Regions from separate parts of the Homo sapiens genome. Here region 1 is linked to region 2. A link is a loop called in an ENCODE intact Hi-C map of the cell type or tissue named here. Cell type or tissue: K562. All regions are shown on one strand.

Region 1 (5,000 bases), 100 kb before region 2:
ATCCTGCCCCCCAGAGTGCTGAGGTGTGGGGCGGGCCTTCTGGGGCACAGCCTGGGCACAGAGGTGGCTGTGCGAAGAGGGGCTCGGTGGCACAGCGCTCACCCCGCCTCCCGCCAGCAGGAGTACCTGGACCTGTCGGCGCCTTTCGAGCAGTACTCCCCGGGTGGCCAGGACACCCCCAGCTCCAGCTCCTCAGGGGACGACTCCGTGTTTGCCCACGACCTGCTGCCCCCGGCCCCACCCAGCAGTGGGGGCTCGCGGACGTGAAGGGCCACTGGTCCCCAACAATGTGAGGGGTCCCTAGCAGCCCACCCTGCTGCTGGTGCACAGCCACTCCCCGGCATGAGACTCAGTGCAGATGGAGAGACAGCTACACAGAGCTTTGGTCTGTGTGTGTGTGTGTGCGTGTGTGTGTGTGTGTGTGCACATCCGCGTGTGCCTGTGTGCGTGCGCATCTTGCCTCCAGGTGCAGAGGTACCCTGGGTGTCCCCGCTGCTGTGCAACGGTCTCCTGACTGGTGCTGCAGCACCGAGGGGCCTTTGTTCTGGGGGGACCCAGTGCAGAATGTAAGTGGGCCCACCCGGTGGGACCCCCGTGGGGCAGGGAGCTGGGCCCGACATGGCTCCGGCCTCTGCCTTTGCACCACGGGACATCACAGGGTGGGCCTCGGCCCCTCCCACACCCAAAGCTGAGCCTGCAGGGAAGCCCCACATGTCCAGCACCTTGTGCCTGGGGTGTTAGTGGCACCGCCTCCCCACCTCCAGGCTTTCCCACTTCCCACCCTGCCCCTCAGAGACTGAAATTACGGGTACCTGAAGATGGGAGCCTTTACCTTTTATGCAAAAGGTTTATTCCGGAAACTAGTGTACATTTCTATAAATAGATGCTGTGTATATGGTATATATACATATATATATATAACATATATGGAAGAGGAAAAGGCTGGTACAACGGAGGCCTGCGACCCTGGGGGCACAGGAGGCAGGCATGGCCCTGGGCGGGGCGTGGGGGGGCGTGGAGGGAGGCCCCAGGGGGTCTCACCCATGCAAGCAGAGGACCAGGGCCTTTTCTGGCACCGCAGTTTTGTTTTAAAACTGGACCTGTATATTTGTAAAGCTATTTATGGGCCCCTGGCACTCTTGTTCCCACACCCCAACACTTCCAGCATTTAGCTGGCCACATGGCGGAGAGTTTTAATTTTTAACTTATTGACAACCGAGAAGGTTTATCCCGCCGATAGAGGGACGGCCAAGAATGTACGTCCAGCCTGCCCCGGAGCTGGAGGATCCCCTCCAAGCCTAAAAGGTTGTTAATAGTTGGAGGTGATTCCAGTGAAGATATTTTATTTCCTTTGTCCTTTTTCAGGAGAATTAGATTTCTATAGGATTTTTCTTTAGGAGATTTATTTTTTGGACTTCAAAGCAAGCTGGTATTTTCATACAAATTCTTCTAATTGCTGTGTGTCCCAGGCAGGGAGACGGTTTCCAGGGAGGGGCCGGCCCTGTGTGCAGGTTCCGATGTTATTAGATGTTACAAGTTTATATATATCTATATATATAATTTATTGAGTTTTTACAAGATGTATTTGTTGTAGACTTAACACTTCTTACGCAATGCTTCTAGAGTTTTATAGCCTGGACTGCTACCTTTCAAAGCTTGGAGGGAAGCCGTGAATTCAGTTGGTTCGTTCTGTACTGTTACTGGGCCCTGAGTCTGGGCAGCTGTCCCTTGCTTGCCTGCAGGGCCATGGCTCAGGGTGGTCTCTTCTTGGGGCCCAGTGCATGGTGGCCAGAGGTGTCACCCAAACCGGCAGGTGCGATTTTGTTAACCCAGCGACGAACTTTCCGAAAAATAAAGACACCTGGTTGCTAACCTGGCCCTGTGCTTTCTGTCTCCAGTTCTGGGATAGGGGAGGGAGGGGTCACTTTGCCAGGTGGTCCCAGTTGCGCGGGATGGATGCTGGCAGCAGCACCGAAAGTCACTGGTGGGCTGGGAGCCCCAAGAGCAAGGAATGTTTATGGGAGGGGCCTGGCGGAAGGGAGCAGGGTGCCTGGGGGTGCACTGCCCTGGCTGCTCCCAGCTTGTGGGTTCCTGAGGTGGTGGTGGTGGTGGGGAGGGTCCTTTCTCACTAGCTCTGAGGCAGACCTTCTCTCATCACCCCACTCCTGGCATCCGCCTTCCCAGTCAGCTGGGGAGCTTTCTGGGCATCCCTCTATGGAGCCAAAAGCAAGCAAAGCCCTCATGGGGCCCTGGGGGCTACACAGGCGGTCACTCTCCTCCAGATCAGCTCTCTGCCCTCCCAGGCCGGGCAACCAGTGCCCCCACTGCCTTGGGCTCCATCAGGGTCCCCTACAGTGATAAAGCACCTTTGGGCAGATGAGGTGCTGAGAACCCAGAGATGGAACCAGGCCCTTGCCCAAGTTCATAGCCCTAGCAGGGTGGGAGGACAACATGGTGAGAGCAAGTCTGGGAAGGCTTCCTGGAGGAGGTGTGCCGTCTCTCCTGACTCCCCACCACCCTCTTTGCTGTCCTCCCTTCTGCTATCCTCCCTCTCTTGTCCTCCCGTTTTTCCCATCTCTGCTGTCCCCACCTCTGTCGTCCTCCTCCTGCTCTCCTCCCCCCATCCCCTCTGCTCTCCCTACCTCTGCTGTCCCCTCTGCCGTCCTCCCTCTGCTCTCCTCCCCTCTGCTGGCTCAAGAGCAGGGTTTCCCAACCATGAGCTGCATGAACTCTAGCTTCTAAAATGCTCTGGCTACAAACTCACCTTTCAGGTCAGGGGGTACTGCTGGCCCGTTTCCTGGGCAGGCAAGGGTTTAACTCAACCCCATTCAGGGAAGCACGTGTGGGCGCAGGCCTGGTGGAAGTGGCCTTACAAGGGACTCTGCATCCCTAATGCCCCCACTTGCCCAGAAACCCTATGCTGGGCCCCAGAGGCAGGCCTGGCCATGGGACGCCTGGTGACAGTGGCAGGATGGGGAGGCCCACATGGGCCTGAAGGCTGAGGCCTGCAGGGCAGTGGGGGGACCAGGCCAACAGGCAGGCAGTGCCAGCATCCACACCAAGGCAGGCAGAGCATGGGGCTCGAAGCGCGGGCCGGGAGCGCCCCCTAGCGCTGGCTGGGCAGTGTCCCTGCTACAAACCCAAGGCCCCTCTCCTGTCAGGGCTCTGGTGGACCTCTGGTGGGCACAGTGGGATCCTGAATGGGTGCTGGGGACCAAAGGGCTGGGCCACCGGGAGAACAGTGGCCCATGAAGGTGCTGGTGGGCCAGCCCCCTCCTCCTCAGCGTGCTTCCTTAGCGACCCCAGATGGCAGGGCACAGTCCCTGAAGCTGCCCCACCAGGGGCTCCCTGGCTGCCTCCCCCTGTCCCATAAGGTGAGCCCATGAGAGACCCCAGCTGTCAGCACAACTGAACCTCCGCCATCAGGGTGCCCTCTAGTGGTTGGGTGTGCTCTAGGCTGGCAGGGTCCCCGCCCTTGCTGTCTGCTGATGGCTGAGGGGGACATGTCTCATGGGAGGCCCAGCTTCCAGGACACAACTGGTGGCTCCTGGGGTCACCAAGGGCACCTGGTTTGTTCACAGCTCTTTGGGCTGCTGTCCCCATGAGGGAGCACCTCCCACCCCAGCTGTGGGTCCATCATTTCCTCTGATTAATTAGGGCCTAGGGGTCAAGGGAGGCCCCGAGGGAGGACTCTCAGTGTGAACAAACCAGCAGCCAGGGCCGCAGAGAAGCCTGTGAGGTGCCCACAGGGCCTGGTCCCAGTGTGGGCAGAGCACCTAAGGGATGGCTTCTGTCCACTGAGAAGGGTCGGGAGCCAAGACACCACACTGCTATCCTGGCGCTGGAACCATCCACGCACTCCTGCAGCCAGGCCACGCTGAGGCAGGTAGGCACCCAGAGGTCCGGGCTGGGGGCTGCTCTCCATGGCCCCAGGCCATCACACATCCCTCAGGGCGTCTGGGCCCTGCCTGTGGGCTGGACTGCAGGCTGAAGGCCCTGCCTCATCCAGGACTCCCTAGGGCAGTACTCGGTGCTCTTTCCCCTCAGCGGCCTGAGGAGTCTTTCAGAAGAGCTGGCCCTCCTGGGTGACACCTCGGCGAGGGTCCCAGCCCCTAACCCCAGGACTCCCAAGAAGTCACTGAGGTCCCCAGAGCAGGGAGAGCATGACCAGGTGGCAGGGCCACTGGCCTGGAGAACGTCCCACACTGTTCCATGAGCAGCTCACGCTGTCACAGGACCTGGGGACGTGGGTCTCCTGACCCTGCAGGCCCATCCTGCAGAGCAGGAAGCGTGAAGCCAAGGGCTGAACCCATGGAGGGCGGCCCAGCACTCAAACCCCCAGGGATGGTGAGGCTCCTTCTGGAACTGGCCTCACAGCCACACGCGCCCCAAGGCCCAGCCCCTGCAGCCACGTGGACAGCTCTGCCGGCTTCCACTCGCTCCTGTGTGCCCAACGGTTCAGAAATATTATTACTCTGCACTGTTACAGGAACACAGATTTGATGTTTTAATAAAAATACGATTTCTACAAAAGGTGCTTAACACGGCCCAGGACGGGCTGTCCGGTGGAGTCAGCCGTAGGACCCCTGAAGGATTTACAAAGACAGAGCCGGCTCACCAGCACACTCCTGCCAGCACCGGGACCCACTGCGAACAAAGACAGAGCCGGCTCCCCAGCACGCTCCTGCTAGCCCTGGGACCCACTGTGAGCCACTGCGGGGTGTCCTTCATTTAAAAAAAGTCTGGACTGTGACACTGCAGAAGGAGTCTGAAAGCCCAATTCCTGAATCCCTGCGTTAGAACTGAGAGTTCAGGCCGGGCGCGGTGGCTCATGCCTGTAATCCCAGCACTTTGGGAGGCTGAGGCGGGTGGATCACCTGAGGTCAGGAGTTGAAGACCAGCCTGACCAACATGATGAAACCCCATCTCTAATAAAAACTTGCCCGTAATCCCAGCACTTTGGGAGGCCGAGGTGAGTAGATCACGAAGTCAGGAGATCG
Region 2 (5,000 bases):
TTTTTTGTGTGTGTGAAGGCATTAGAGTATAAAAGATACTGTACATTTGAAAAGCAGTTCAGAAGGAGTCAAGCCTGGGTAGATAACCCTCCAACTGAAAGGAGATTCAGATAATCTTAAAAGAAAAGGGGTCAAAGGAAGTGAGCAGAACAAAGAGAAGTGAGGGAAGGACAGAGTGCTAGTCAGACCACATCAGGAGGAGCTTATGTGTCAGCTGACCCACCCCTGGTAGGCGATGACCACCAGAGCTCTCTGTGGAAAGGCACAGGTCCCCATTGTCACTAATGAGGGACCTGTGGGCTGTGCTTGTAGTCTGTCCCAACAGTGTAGCTTTTGTTGTTGTTGTTTTGAGATAGGGTCTTGGCTCTGTTGCTCTGTCCAGGCTAGAGTACAGTGGCACAATCATAGCTCACTCCAGGCTCAAACTCCTGGGCTCAGGTCATCTTCTTCCTGCCTTGGCCTCCCAAATTGTTGGGATTACAAGTGTGAGCCACCATACCTGTCCCCAGCAGCCACGGCTTTAGCAGTCCTTGATGATTCATCATGGACTTGTTAAATGGTAACTGGCTATTATTGCACTTTCTACATTTTAGTTGTCATTTTTCTATGAAAATGAGCTCCTCCCTAAAAAAAAAAGAGTTATATATTTTAGTTCTTATTTTCTTAAATCCTCACATTGTCCCAAATTTGACCAGTGGGAGTTCTATTAAGTTCCTTTAAGTTGTATGCCTTTGACATGTCCCCGTCAGCCCTTGAGCACCTCTTTACGTTCTGGTACAACAAGATGTTCCAGGCTCATCTTGTACTGTTTTTCCCACCACCCCCCCCAACCCTAGCATCAGCCGTTTCTCAGAGAAGGCCTAGGTTCTTTGAGTACAGAATAGTATGTAGGAGCCCAGGTCTGGTCGCTGGTTGTGTTCATTGCTCTGGGAGACAGAGTTTGCAAGGGAAACTCTGTGCAGTAGGTCTCCAAGCAGTGCTGAGCCCTTGCTCCAAGTGGAGCTCTTGGGTCCATTTTTGATTCTCCAACACTTGGCCTGCAGCACCCCATGATGAGAATGAGACAGTGAGTGGTGAGTGTCGTTGTTTTGGAAGGACAGGGATGTGAAGAAGAGATAGCTCCTGCCGTGGAGTGGGCTGAGCATGGGTCCTGTGAAGCCAGTACTTTTATATTTTTCTATCCTCTATTCCTATCCTTTTTTTTTTTCTTTTCCTGGAGATGGAGTCTTGCTCACTCGTCCAGGCTGGAGTACAGTGGTATGATCTCGGCTCACTGCAACCTCCATTTCCCAGGTTCAAGCGATTCTCCTGTCTCAGCCTCCCGAGTAGCTGGGATTACAGGTGCACACCACTATGCCCAGCTAATTTTTGTATTTTTAGTAGAGCTGGGGTTTCACCATGTTGGCCAGGCTGGTCTCAACCTCCTGACCTTGTGATCCGCCCAACTCGGCCTCCCAAAGTGCTGTGATTACAGGCGTGAGTCACCGCGCCCGGCACCCGTTAAAAAAAAAAAAAATTATTTATCATGCTTGGGATTTATGGACCAGTTTGAATCCGTGTATCTTAGTAATATACTTAAATTTTGAAAACTGAGGTATAATATACATGCAAAAGTGAACATAACTCATAAGCTACAGCTCAATCTAGATTCTTTTGGAAATCAAAATTTCCTTTGGAAATCTTAAGTTAATGAAAGTCTTAATAGCATTGTTGTAATTTACAGCAGCAGAACCTGTGTTAGCTAGTATCTACCAGGGCACCTAGGTGGACTAGCAGCTTTTAGGCTCAACCTTTTTTTTTTTCGAGACAGTCTTTCTCTGTCACCCAGGCTGGAGTGCAGTGTCACAATCTCGGCTCACTGCAACCTCTGTCTCCCAGGTTCAAGTGATTCTCCTGCCGCAGCCTCCCGAGTAGCTGGCACTACAGGCATGTGTCACCACACCCGACTAATTTTGTATTTTTGCTAGAGATGGGGTTTCACCATATTGGCCAGGCTGGTCAAGGCTCAACCTTTTAAGTTGGAAACAGAAGATAACTATATGTTTTAGATATTACACTCACTGGTCTCTTTAGGTAACTGTGGTCTGGAATCAAGTAATTTTCTGTTGTGGAGATTTTTGTTGTCACCTTTTCTGTGTTATGGAAGGGAATGTTAGGAATTAACCCTCCTTGCTTTATATAGGAAAAAAAATGCTTCTGGCATTTTCTAAAAATATTGCAGGTAATCTGGCTTTCTCGTGTCTTGTGCTGTTTGATGGTATTATCTTCCTACTGATTTGTTTCTTGCTTGTTCTATTACTTGCTGAGAGATGTGTTAAAATCTCCCATGGGATTGTGGATTTGCTGTTTTTCTACTTGTAGTTCTGGCAGTTTCTGCTTTACCTATTTTGGGGCTCTGGTGCCCTCCAGAGACTGAACTGGGAAACTCAGGCATGGTCATGCTTGTCCTTTGTTTCCCAGGGAGCTCTGTGGTCTCATGTCGTTGTGACTTTGCTCCTGTGCTCCATTCTTGGCTTCCGCAGACACCTGGCCTTGTCTGCATCTTTATGGCTTCTCTTCCCTCCCTGGAGCTTTATCTCTGAGGCAGCCTTGTCTCTTGGTGGGGTTCATTTTGCATGCATGGAACTTAACAGGCTCCACAAAATCTGGAGAGAAACTCTGGCTTAGTTGAGCCCAGAGAGTCACAAACTACCTGTAGTCTAATGGGCTGTGATGGGGAAAAAAGGAACACAGTACAAAATTAGGTACCAGGACTGTTAGTAGAAGCCAGGTTCTCTTCGAAGGGGATGTAGGTGGGGAGGTCAGTGACTTGCATTTTTATACAGATGGTGATTAATGAACATCAGAAATTGCATAGGAAGAGGGCCAGGTGCAGTGGCTCATGCCTATAATCCCAGCACTTTGGGAGGCCAAGGCAGGTGGGTGACTTGAGGTCAGGAGTTCGAGACCAGCCTGGCCAACGTGATGAAACCCTGTTTCTGCTAACAGTACAAAAATTAGCTGGGTGTGGTCCCAGGCGCCTGTAATCCCAGCTCCTGGGAAGGCTGAGGCATGAGAATCGCTTGAGCCCAGGAGACAGAGGTTGCAGTGACCCGAGATCGCAGTACTGCACTCCAGCCTGGGCGACAGAGCGAGACGCCATCTCAAAAAAAAAAAAAAAAAAAAGAAAAAAAAAAAGAAAGAAAGAAATTGCATAGGAAGGGAGGATTACTAATAACATAGTACTGGGACAACTGGTTAATTATTGGTAAAATAAAAACAGTGAGATATTCACCTCTCAACTTGGACCAAAGGATAGTTCCTATGGATTAAAGAAACCCATAAAAATAGTAGAAAATTCGGTTATGTTATCCGGTTTCTAGATGGGAAAGAACTTCAGAATGTTACACTCATTTATTTTACAAACTTGGGATCAGATTACAATAATCTCTTCTGCTTTTTTTCCCACCTGACATGTAAGGAGCATTTATCTGTGTCATTATTTATAAACATGGTTTAATTTTATATTGTGTGTGCTGTTACAGGTTTTCTTTATTATAAAAATGCTATAACATACCTGTATTCATTTTCATTACTAAGAAAAGTTCTTACAAAGTTTTAAAGTAATGGAAGAAGTCACAAATCCCTTGACATATCCTTGAATCTTAGGTATTTTCAAATCAAAGAAGTTTGAACACTTAAAAACAAGTCAAATTGTACTGAAAGATTAATAGTGAAAAATCATCCCCTGCCTTCCTCTCTCCTCCCCAGAGGTAATTATTTTTATCTCTTTCATCATTTTCTTCTACTTCTAATACTTTGATTTCTCATGTAGACATTTTCTGTTAACTTTCTATCATGGAAAATGAAGATTGAACTCTTCAGCCATTTTCTATTTCTTTCCCCCCATTCTCCCCATATAATTAAGTCACTATTTGTAATAAATGAAAAATAAGTGTTTACATAATTTTGACTATGTAAATATCATTCAGTGAAAAACCAAGTTATGTTCTGTAATTGCATTTTCTTGTAAAACCTTTTGTTTCCCTTGGAATTAATTACTGCCTTTCTTTTGAAATCATACACTATGTTGTCCATACAGCCTTAATTTTTTTCAAGTATTCATCTCCTCATCCTTAAAACTCATCCTTATTATGAAGTTAGTTTCTCCTATTTATATATTTATATAGTTATTTTTTCTCCTTAAAAAAAAATGAAAACCTGGGTTTGAGTCCCATCTTCCCTTTCTGCTTCTTGGAACTCATCTTTTAACCCTCCTTCCTTACTACTTAGATTTTCTTTCTTTGTAAAAAAGTTGTTTTCTCTCATCTTTTCTTCCCTTGGAGCTCTCTCCTAGAATCTTCCTTTTTCCTGCTTGATTCTGGTTTGCTAGCACTCTTAACCTTTTGCACTGCAGTAAGCTTAGACTTTCTTTAAGCTGCTTTCCCTAGTTATTTACATTGTTTTCTGTAGTTCTATGTGGGCAGCAAGCCACCCAGGTGCCAAGGCAAGAGACTGAAGGCACAGGCTGTTCCAGTATAATAAAGAAAATACTTAAAATAAGAATAGTTATATTAGACATAGAATATAGACATGATTATATATGAATATTATTAATCATTAGTTTGTAGCATTACTCTTTATTCAAATATTATAACAATCTCTGTTCTACAATTATAACCTAGGAAAAACCAGGTCATACAGAGATAGGAGCTGAAGGGACACGGTGAGAAGTGACCAGAAGACGAGTGTGAGCCCTCTGTCACGCCCAGACAGGGCCACTAGAGGGCTCCTTGGACTAGCGGTAACGCCAGTGCCTGGGAAGGCACCTGTTACTTAGCCGACCTTGGTCTAGCGGTAGCGCCAGTGCCTGAGAAGGCACCCGTTACTTTGCAAACCAGGAAAGGGAGTCTCCCTTTCCGTGGGGGAGTTAGAGAAGACTCTGCTCCACCACCTCTTGTGGAAGGCCTGACATCAGTCAAGCCCACCCGCAGCCATCCAGAGGCCTAACCGTCTCCCTG

The links. Hi-C counts contacts between places; a loop is a spot of excess contacts. Peaks named below come from ENCODE experiments on the same cell type or tissue, not always from the same donor. Only the 100,000 strongest peaks of a DNase experiment are listed, where the experiment ranks them.
Region 1: it touches region 2 in a loop (5-fold over the local background); 9 of 110 quality-filtered maps call a loop at or near these places.

The regions. Positions count from the first base shown.
Region 1 is chr4:1,806,996-1,811,995 of GRCh38, forward strand. It overlaps FGFR3 (fibroblast growth factor receptor 3), which reads left to right. Exons shown (of 18, transcript NM_000142.5): 18 at 121-1,872. The coding sequence ends at 267. LETM1 (leucine zipper and EF-hand containing transmembrane protein 1) reads right to left here. Exons shown (of 14, transcript NM_012318.3): 14 at 4,484-5,000. Among named protein-coding and RNA genes, the nearest start is that of FGFR3, 16 kb to the left of the region's middle. In K562, CTCF peaks have their summits at 3,119 (motif pointing left) and 3,462 (motif pointing left); DNase peaks (open chromatin) are centred at 3,136 and 3,436.
Region 2 is chr4:1,908,443-1,913,442 of GRCh38, forward strand. The region is part of intron 3 of NSD2 (nuclear receptor binding SET domain protein 2); the gene reads left to right. Among named protein-coding and RNA genes, the nearest start is that of NSD2, 40 kb to the left of the region's middle. In K562, CTCF peaks have their summits at 2,407 and 4,754 (motif pointing right); a DNase peak (open chromatin) is centred at 2,419.